Regions from separate parts of the Mus musculus genome. Here region 2 is linked to region 1. Evidence: chromatin loops called from intact Hi-C (ENCODE). Cell type or tissue: left cerebral cortex. All regions are shown on one strand. Each heading gives the region's core, and the rest is flanking DNA. Links, peaks and the distances in the headings are about the cores only.

Region 1 (8,379 bases), core at 3,516-6,015:
AAGGGAGGTGCTCTCTTCCCAATTTGGAACAAGATTCACTTTCCTTAAAAACCATTTTTGTGGAGCACATCTATAATCTTAGCATGCAGGAAGCTGAGGCAGGAGGATTGCATGTTTGAAACCGGTCTGGGCTACACAGTAAGGCTATCAAGACCACCCAACTTTTAAGTAATACTTGTTAGATTTAAAGACATGTGGTGTGTGCCTATAATCCCAGCACTTGGGAGGCTGAGGCAGGAGGATCTCCATGGGTTCAGGACTAGTCTAGGCTATCTAGTGAGTTTGAGGCTAACCTGAACTATATATAGTAAGGTGGTTTCAAAACAAAGACCATTATTTAAACTCTTAAATAAGTTTTAAAAGAAAGTAAGGCATTTCAAGCGATGGAACAGTAGGGAATGCCTGGTCAGATCTGTGGCATTTCTTCATTCCCCCTTTCAAAGCAAGTTTTCTAAAACAGCTTCTTAGTAAGTTAGCATTGTCCGTATTTATGAAATAAGGGATGCGTCCAAGCTCCAGTGACAGCCTTACAAGAAAGCTATTTTCTAAAGAGATCTATTTTCTAAAGTATATGTTGTCAACCACAAAGTATCTACAGGCATCATTGAAGAATATGCAAGGACATCATGGCCACTTTGCCTAAAGGGTACATGTGTCACTGAGAACTACTCCAACCCTGACCTCTAGTTGTCACCTTTGGAGGTAACAGTCTAAAGTTCTCAGATTTATAGTGTTTGCTCAGATGGCTTTAATCCCAGCATTAGGAAGGAGAAGCAGGAAACATCTCTGAGCTCTAACTCAGCTAGTGAGGTGCTGTCTCAAGAAGCTGGCTCCACTGGGGAAATAGGGCTTAGGGGTACTGGGTGCTCTCCCAGCACCCACATGATGGTTCACAACCATCTGTAACTCACTCCTCAGGACCTGACACCATCTTCTGATTTCCAGAGACACTGCATGTGGTGCTCAGACATTCAGGCAAACACTCATAAAATAAAAAAATTTAAAAGGTTGGTTGTGGTGGTACAAGCTTTTAATTCTAGCACCTGGTGGGTGGGACAGAGGCAGGTGGATCTCTACATAGTGAGTTTCAGACTGACCAAGGTAGAAAGACCCTGTCTCAAAAACAACAACAAAAACCCAAAAGGATTAAAAAGTATAGCAATCAGATTAAAACTTATAAGAAAGCAATAACAGTCACCAGGATGGCCGTGGAATAACGGACAAAGTAGCCACATTTGTAGTCTAAGCCATAAGGCTCGTTGAGTAGAAGTGACTGGTGCAACCACTAAAAAGTCTTGGCTATGGGGGCTTCCAGGCAATCCAAGCAGATATCTGTTAACCTTCAAGGAGGGTAAGAATTGGTGGAAGGAACCATGGTGGCTCATGCCTGAAACTCAACCGAATAAAAGAAATGGTGTAAGTATGGTTTCTGGATTTTGTAAAATTGTGTGTGTGAGATATCCAAAGAGGATGACCTGAGTACAGTGCCTGTCGAGTTTCCCGTGACCACTGACCGAATGTCAGCTCATCTGCAGTGGCAAGTGAGTCAACACACACTCTGTTTAGGGGGTTGCTTCTTGACAAGAGTCTTACTATGTAGCTTTGGCTGAGATTAAAAGTAGAGTGTTTTCTTAAGGTAACTTCATTTCCTTTGGAAACCTGACCCATAAGAAAAATGTGTTTCTCCTGCATCAGTACAAATAAACCCATCAGACTTAGTCACTATTTTATTGCTCCGAAGAAAGACCATGACCGTAACAACTCAGGAACAGTTCATTGGGGGTGTGCTTACAGTTTTAAAAGCTTGGTCCATTATCAGCATGGTGGCAAGCATTGTAGGCATGATGATGGAGATGTAGTTGAGAGCTGCATCCTGATCTGGGTTGTGAGTGGGTAGGGAGGACGGATGGATAAGAGTCTGACTGGGCCTGCCATGGGCTTTTGATCTTAAACCCCACCCCCATTGACATACATCCTCCAACACGAACATGCTTCCTTACCTTCTAACCCTTTCAAAGAGTCCCACTCCCTGGTGACCAAGCATTCAGGTATACGAGCCTTTGGGAGCCATTCTTATTCAGACCATCACATCATTCAACTTAGATATGGGCTCCATTAGTGGATTATCTGGGCAGTTAAAAAGTGCAAAATTAGGGAGTGGAACTGAAAACGTTACTTTTTGAAGAATTCTTAGATTTATTGCGGGCTGCTGAGATGGCTCAGTTGGTAAAGATATGTGGTGAACACCTGATATCAATCTTTAGGCCCTACATGGTTGGAGGAGAAAATCCATTACTTCAAGGTGTCCTCTGACCTTTGCACATGTGCTATATATAGTGTGTGTGCATCCACACTTGCACACAGAATAAATGTCATTTTAAGAAGTTTTTTTTACAAAGATATACTCTTTAATCATCTCATTCTTAAATATTTATTTATTTATATGAATGTATATGGCTGTGTGCCACCAGGAAATGATGTTGGATATTCTGGGACTGGAGTTAGGCAGTTAGAAGCTGCAATGTGGGTGCTGGGACTTGAACCTTAGGACTTTAGTGCGATTTCTTTTGTGATGCTCCATCAGTGTGGTTGGTACTTCTGCTTTATTCCCTAATTTGGGAGTACTTTCCAAGGTTCAGCTGTGTGTGTGTGTGTGTGTGTGTGTGTGTGTGTGAGAGAGAGAGAGAGAGAGAGAGAGAGAGGAAGAGAGAGAATCTCCTGTAGCCCTGGGTGCCCTTGAACTTGCTGGGTAGCTTGGGTACCTGAAGATGACCTTGAACTTTTGACCCTCCACCCTGAAGCCACCACGACTACTGGTTTCTCTAGTGCTGGGAAATAAAACCAGGGTTTCAAGCCTTAGGGCAAGCAAGCACTCTCAGCCAATCCACACCTCTAGTTCCTAAGGCTCAGACCTTGTTCACTCCCCAACTCCACCCCCATCACCGGCTCACCTGTGATAGGACACTTAAAAAAAAAAAAAAGTTAAATGTTTAGTTGTAGCAAGAATGGTCCTGGCACAGATGGTGCCACACATGGGTGTCTATCTGGTTTCAGAACTGCCCATCAGATAATGGGCACCCCAGTTTCAGAGGTGACCCGGGTAGAACTCACCATGCATCAAGTGGCACTTTTGAACCAACTTGGGCATCTTCACCTGCCACAATTACCTCCACAGTTATCTCAACTTGAAAAGCATCTGTGATATCTTCACATTCTCTTTTCCTCTGCCTCAAGGTTTTAACTCTGTTATCAGCGACACCGGGTCTCCCTTGCTCTTGGGCCCCGGCTGTCTTGAATCCTTTCCTTTCTCAGTCAGGAGAGCCAGGGCAGCTCTCCTTCAGTCACCAGTATTAATCCTGACTTTCTTCACCGGTCCCTGGGCTGCTCTATTCCTCTTGTAATTGGGTCCCTGCCTTCCTCTCTTTTTTCTCCAAAGGGATCCATACTGCCAGATACAAAATACAATTGCCACTAGTGCCTCTGACCCAATAATTTTCAGTAATTCCCTGTTAACCGCAGAATTAATTGGTATTCCACAATTTATCTATCAGTACTTGTTCTTGATCAGTCTCTTTGACTTACTGTATGGGAAATGCCAGCATGCCCATTAGCTGCTTTGGCCCCCCTTTTTGCTGAAATATCACCTAGTGTTCTTTCAGCTCCAAGGAGTAATGCCCATGTCATGTGCCTGAAATCTTCCATGAAGTGCCTGGTTCACAGTTGTCTCTTTTTCCACACACAGCCGTTAATCAGTTTGTGGACACCCTCTACTAGTAGGCTCCAGTGTGCACCACTACTATTTACAACCTCGATTGCTTTTTAGCTAAATAGATCACACTGAGAGCTCATGGGCTTCCCTCACTTTAATAACTACATAATAAATTGAATTAGTGTTTTCCCTTTCTATACACAGGAGCCTGACTCAAATAGAATAGACTAGCATGTACTGGTGTGGGGGCTAGAACTGTGCAATCCCAGGGCAAGTGAGGCAGGCCCTGCTGGGAAACCTCTGCGCTATCGCTCTCGGTGCAGATTAGTGTTGAGGAGCTCAGCTAGGCGAGCAGAGGGAGTGGGTCGCCAGCTGTGGCCAGGGCAAATTGACTTTTGGCCCTCGGCAGCCGCCGTCCGCAGCGCGGTGCGCCCTTGGTTGGGACAGGACCGGCCCAGGCGGTCGCCTGTGACCCCTGACCTGGGCGCTCGGAACAGGTGGGTTTCCCCTGCGGGTCTGGGGTCCCGGAGCACCGCTCCTCCCACGGGAGGACGCCGGGGAGCTCGCCTTGACCACACCCGGGCTGCCACGCCTCTGGAGCACCAGTACGAATCCCCCCAGCTGGACCCGGTCCCGCTCCCCTTGCCACACAGTGTCCCCAACCCCGCCGAGGTCCAGCAGCGCTGCGCGCGCCTCCGACTGCCCCCCAAGCCTTGACTTGACCGGGCCCTCAGCCTGCACACTGTCGCGGTGCCCTGGCCAGTGGTAACTGACCGTCAAGCGCCTTGTATGGCAGTCAGCAGGCGAGAAGCCGTGTTGACCTTCTCCCTAAGGACTGGACTGCCAAGGGTCGTCCTCCCTGATAGTGGTTCCCCGACCCTATCAGCCCGCCACTGCTCTGGCTGTTCTGATCCTAACGAGGGTTTTTCTTATAAAATGATGCCTCAGAGCAAAGTGGATGAAAAGAGCATTTCTCAGCCGGGCGTGGTGGCGCACGCCTTTAATCCCAGCACTCGGGAGGCAGAAGCAGACGGATTTCTGAGTTCGAGGCCAGCCTGGTCTACAAAGTGAGTTCCAGGACAGCCAGGGCTATAAAGAGAAACCCTGTCTCGAAAAAAACCAAAAAAAAAAAAAAAAAAAAAAAGCATTTCTCCCGTCCTTCTGTCAATGGTTTAAGCACGTCATGAAAGCTTTGCTTAAATTAATATAATGGTTAAAAGCACGGGGTTTACATTGCGGCTTAGCCGGCTGTTTTCTATGTAAAACAAAGTAACAATTTATAGAAATTTCTAGTTGTGCCTGGCAAATGCGCTGTTGCTGGTCGCTGCGCTTCTGTACAGGATGGTTCTGACCAGCAGGTGGCACTGGTGACGAAATAGTGTAGTTCGCTGGTCACTGATAAAGCGGAGCTTCAGGAGTTTAGAAGCTCCCAGAAACAAGCTTAACTGACAGCCCCAAGCTTTTTTCAAGCTGGAAAGTACAATAGAGATTAAGTACTATTATCGCCTGCTTTTATAGGTGAGGCTGACCTGACTGGGTTGCTCAAGCAGGTCACAAATAGTTCTAAGTGTCCTTCTTTACCTTTCAGCCCTTTCGCTGGCCCGTGAGGATGAGACCTTGAGTATACATTAGAAGTGGAAATCACAGAGTTAAAATGAATGCGGTGTGGGGGCTTCACACTTGCCAAGTAGAGACAGGACGATCATTCTCAGTTACCTAGCAAGTTTGAGGCCAGTCTGGGCTACGGGAGACCATGCGCCCCCTCCCGCAAAAGGAAAGGGTCTGAAAAGATGGCTCTGTTGGTAAGAGCACCCGCTGGGTTCCCGGGGCGCTCACATTGTAGCTCACAGCCATCTGTAGCTCCAGTTCCAGGGGCTCCAACACTCTCTTCTGGCCTCTGAAGGCATTAGGTACCCGTGTGGTACACAGACATACATGCAGGCAACACACACACATATCTATGAATGTTATAATTTTAAATATATTAAGATAAGTTCTTACTTTGTATGTAGTCCACGCCAGGCTTGCCTGAACTTATGATTCTAATGCCTCAGCCTCTTGAATGCTTGGATCATAGATGTACATTATAGCTAGAAATATTTAATTATCCATTTCCCTTGGGAATTGGTACTCAGAGGACAGATGTGTGTCAATGACATAAATACAGGGTTCCCTGGCACAGATACAATATTTAAAACCAAGGGAATCAGGCAACGTCACTGAGAAATTACCTAGTTTGATGGTTATTGTCGGTAGAACTGTAGTAACCAATGTTGATTAAAGACCTTGGGAGTTTAGATAATCAGTTTTAGCCATTGGGTAAGCGAACTGTCAGATGAGCTTGTTTTTCTCATTCTGTTTTTTGCTGGACTACTTCATCTTGTAGAGAAGAGAGACCATCTCTGTGTCCACAGACGCTCCCTGGATCACTGGCCCTAAGATTTTTTTTTTAATTATTATTTCTATTTTTAGTGGGCCAAAGGTCATATATGTTTCCCGGAAACCATGAAGTTGAAAGAACTTGAGAAGCCAGCTGTCCAAGCGTGGAGCCCGGCCAGGCAGTACCCTGTGTATCTGGCCACAGGTACGATGACACGACAGACCAGGAGCTACTAGAAGTCAGCCATCAAAGGAAAACTCAGTATCTAGAATTCCTTAATGACCATGAGAGACAGCTGTAGGATTATGTCAGGTTGGGTACCTGGTAACAGCCTTGGACTAGGGCCTGAGGGCGGCACCTCATGCTTTCCTTGCGGTTACCTCTAGAGAAAAGGATGCTCCTATCTCTCTTCTGTTCTGTTTCCTCCCCGCTCCCTAACCTATTAGTACCCAGTATTTTCCCATGCATACATTGTTGCTCATTTGCTGCCTCTTCTTTCCTTTCCATGTGACTAGGAACATCTGCTCAGCAACTAGATGCCTCCTTTAGCACAAATGCCACCCTGGAAATATTTGAGATTGATTTCAGGGACCCTTCTCTGGACTTGAAACACAAAGGAATTCTTTCTGTCTCCAGCAGGTACTATGTTGGGTCTATGAGTGGGTATTCAGGTCAGACCCTGATGGATATACTGATAGAGGGTCCTAGGGGTGGTGTGTGCAATTCAGGGATCATGGGGGTGAGAAGTATGGGGAACAGGAGTTATGTTTCAGAGGAGGTCGTGCTGGTCAAAGGGACTTGAGAACTAACCACTTTCACCTTACTAGGCAGTGGCAGCAGCAGCAGCAGTATCAGGCAGCGTGCAGGTGATAGAGCTATCTTGCACAAGCCAGGACTACCTGTATCAGGTCTCCTTTTGAACCCATGGACATTGATTCCTCCCTCCCTTGGCTTTTGTTAGGACAGCAAGCTTACACAATACCACACTCTTCTGCCAACAAGGAGGATGACGAACGATCTCTCCTCATGGCTCTTGGGTGTTGATTGGGTGTCGCAGGTTTCGTGGCTCTTGCGAGCTGGATGCTCTGCTCGTAGGTTTCTTGGCTGTCTTGTGCAAGAGCAATGAAAAGAGGATCATTGATCCTCTCCTTTATAATGGCAGAAATGGCTGCAAGAAATCCTTGAGGAGCTTGGTAGGAGAGCACTATCACTGGGACCCTTCAGATTCTACTCAGTCCTCAGAATAAGCCTGAATTAGACATGCCACTACTTCCATTTTACATGGGCGATGGAAGCCTTAAGAAGGTGGACTTGGAATGGAAGCATGTTCCCATCTGAGTGCCAAGTCTTCTTCCTAGTATGTCACAGCTTTTGTCTTTAGACAAAGTCTTGCTAAGGCTGGCTTTGAACTCACTGTCCTCCCAACTCATCCTCCTGAGAAGCTGGTATAGATATGTCTCGCTGTACCTGGCTCTATTCCTTTTTAAGGGCTTTGTGGAAAATGGCATGTATAGCCTGACACAATAGTCAGCAGGTTTTTGTACTGTCAGGAAAAAAAGTGTAAATATTCACTATAGTCCACTTCATATTTAATAAGTAGTATACACGTTACCACACTACTGATCTTATATAGATATCAGGTATCTATATAAAATATGTAAGTATTTTTCTTATAGCTCAGGACATTTTCTTGACCGCTTTAACCTAGAGATTTTTGGTCTCTATTGCAGCCTTCCATCTGATAATTGGTAGGCCCCTATTCTATCTTCCCTTCTGCCAGTCATCTTATGCATTGCTGTCATGGAAAGCACAGTTGTGTTGGGTTGTAGCCTAGCTGTGATGCTAATTAAGCTGTGTGCTTTGGAGTGAGTTACGTTGGTTGCCTTGTATTTTCTCACTTACTTTTGAAGAAGAAGAAGAGATCATACAAGATAATTTCTTTTTCTTTTTCTTTTTTTAAAAGATTTATTTATTTATTATATGTGAGTACACTGTAGCTATCTTCAGACACTCCGGAAGAGGGCATTAGATCTTGTTACGAATGGTTGTGAGCCACCATGTGGTTGCTGGGATTTGAACTCAGGACCTTCGGAAGAGTAGTCAGCGCTCTTAACCGCTGAGCCATCTCACCAGCCCATACAAGATCATTTCTAAGACCCTGCCGAGACATGCACCCAGATCGTACATCCAGTCTCTCCCCACTTTCCCTGTGGGATTTCTCTGTCCTTTGTTTCCCCTTAAAATTTCTTAGGAGGGCTGTCAATGTGGCTCATGAGGAAAAGGTGCTTGC
Region 2 (2,500 bases), core at 1-2,500, 380 kb after region 1:
TTATCTATCACAATAGTTTTGTAAATTATTTTAAAAGTAAAGTGTTGGTTTCCCTGGGGATAAGGTCATGTTAGTGACCCCATCTCTAGGGATGGTTTCTTACCCATTCTCACTTAAGATCTTGGCCTAGGCTAGCAGGAACTTGTAAATAAGAAAAGGAATAAGAAAAAACAAAACAGATAGATTGCCATGAGAACTACGGCTCAATATTTTTTCTCCAGCGAAGAGTTCCACAATCGGTTCCAAGAGGCCTCCTCATTTTGAGGTCATTCGCCTCAGTCTGTGGAACTTGTCACACAGATCCTACTGGAGTTTGTGTGGCACTAAAGTATGGGCCATCTTTTCTGTTCCCAGGAATTGAGAGTATTTGAATGGAGAAACCAAGTTTAGACTTTAATCTAAAAAGATCTTAAGGTTCCATCTTGGTGTTTTTACACATACAAACTTTAATTAAAGATTCGTTTAGGGGAATGAATACTGGATTTCTGTGTGTTAATAAGCATTTTACCTGCTGATGGCATTTTTCTTAGAAAACATAAGTTTTACTGTCTCAGAAAATAATCAGAGATTATGAGGGTCAGGCCTATAGCTCAATGGGAGATAATTGTCCAGCATACTCAAAACCTTGTGTTCACTTCTCAGCACTGGAAAAATAACAAAAGCAAAACCAGATGCAAGGGCAGCTATAATCACAGCACCTGGAAAGTAGGGAGGTTCGGGAGTTCTAGATCAGCCTTATCTACACAGAAGTTCAATGCCAGCCAGGGCTACATGAAACTCTGTATCAGAACAAGCAGGCAAGGAGGCAAGGAGGCAAGGAGGCAAGAAGGCAAGGAGGCAAGGAGGCAAGGAGGCAAGGAGGCAGGCAGGCAGGCAGGCAGGCAGGCAGGCAGGCAGGCAGGCAGGCAGGCAGGCAGGCAGGCAGGCAGGCAGGCAGGCAGGCAGGCAGGCAGGCAGGCAAGCAAACAGACAAAAGACTGAAGCTACTAAGCTCCCCTAGGTAGTTGACAGCAATTCAGAGCTACAATAGTTCTAAGCTTTAATTTAACCTGGACTAGAAAAACCCTGGGGCTAAGAGTACCACCTAGTGGCCACTCAGCAGTATAACAATCTCAGCATCTGTCTCTCTCCAGATACTGTGGACAGATAACCTCAGACACGAGTTAGAACTAAGGCCATGTCCTGGACATTGTTATTAGAGTGGAATGGGATAATTCGAGGAACAATGATCCTGTCTTTGCTAATGCCCTTCCACGATGAAGTATGATGTCTGTAGCTGTAACCAGGGATCTCTCTAAACATGCTCCAGTCTACAAATCTTTCTTTTCCTAAATTGGATGGGAAGGAAACGTGTGTCCCAAGATCCGAAAAATAAAGTTAGTGTTTTTATTCGTGTGTATTTCTATACATCGTGGTGTACTTGTTTATTTAATTTACTTTGTATATGCATACATACACATGCCATTAGCATGTATGTGGAAGTCAGAGGACAGCTTGTGGGAGTCCTCTCCATCTACTCCATGGGTGATGAGAACTAAATTCCTGATATCAGGTTTCCATCCCTCATAAAGATACCTCATTCAAGTATATCAAAAACTTTGATTAGACTCACTCCTTAATAATAACCTCCCCTTTTACCCCTTTCTTCTTCTTCTTCCTCCTCTTCTTCTTGTACCTTCCTTCTATACCCACACCCCTGTGTGAGTGCTTGTATGTGGCGTGTGTGTGTGTGTGTGTGTGTGTGTGTGTGTGAGTAAAATCAAGCTTGGATCCACATGTGAGAGAAAATATTTGGTATTTTTCTTTCTGGGTCTAATTGCTTAATATAATGATCCAATTCCATCTCTTTCTCTACAGATGATACAATTTCATTCCCCTTTGCCACTGACTTTATAGTACATATGCCGTATTTTCTTTCACCTGTGGACAGACACGCAGGCTGATTGCATAACTTGGCTGTGAACACTGCTCTAGTGAGCATGGGCCTGCAGGTGACTGTTAGGCTAGCCTGTCCTTTACAGACGTTCCCAGGCATCTGCAGACAGAGCACACTGTAGTTCTAGTTGTGATTTCGTGAGGCGCCTCCACACCGATTTCTACAGTGGATGGTCGCATTTATGTTCCTAGTCACAGGATATGAGGTTTCCTTCCACTTCCATCCCTGTCAGCATTTATTGTTGTTATTTCCTTAATCATGGCCATTCAGGCTAGAGTGTGGGAGAATCTTAGCATGCTTTTGATTGGCATTTCTCTGATGCTAAACATGTAGGATAGTTTCATATGATTAGCTACTTGTACTTCATCTTTCAAAAACTGTTCATTTCACTTGCACATGTATTGATTAGACTGCTTTATTATTTGATTTAAAAAACTCTTTATATATTCCTGGTGTTAGCACTCAGTTAGATGTGCCACTAGTAAAGACTCCTCCTGTGCTATGGGCTGTTTCTCCAGACATTGGTGCATCTTATCACACACTTTTATTGCATTGAGGCCAATC

The links. A loop is a pair of places that touch in the nucleus more often than their neighbours do. Peaks named below come from ENCODE experiments on the same cell type or tissue, not always from the same donor. Only the 100,000 strongest peaks of a DNase experiment are listed, where the experiment ranks them.
Region 2: a loop joins it to region 1, with 4 times the contacts of the local background. A loop is called at or near these places in 2 of 42 quality-filtered maps.

Annotation. Positions count from the first base shown.
Region 1 is chr19:44,541,615-44,549,993 of GRCm38, reverse strand. Sec31b (Sec31 homolog B (S. cerevisiae)) reads left to right here and starts at 4,146. Exons shown (of 26, transcript NM_001033343.1): 1 at 4,146-4,206; 2 at 6,182-6,293; 3 at 6,605-6,728. The coding sequence starts at 6,215. It also overlaps a transcript of Ndufb8 not described here. In left cerebral cortex, for the core only: a CTCF peak has its summit at 5,062 (motif pointing right); a DNase peak (open chromatin) is centred at 5,066; H3K4me3 peaks cover 800 bases.
Region 2 is chr19:44,160,302-44,162,801 of GRCm38, reverse strand. The region is part of intron 2 of Pkd2l1 (polycystic kidney disease 2-like 1); the gene reads left to right. Among named protein-coding and RNA genes, the nearest start is that of Bloc1s2, 15 kb to the right of the region's middle. In left cerebral cortex, for the core only: a CTCF peak has its summit at 1,092 (motif pointing left); a DNase peak (open chromatin) is centred at 1,079.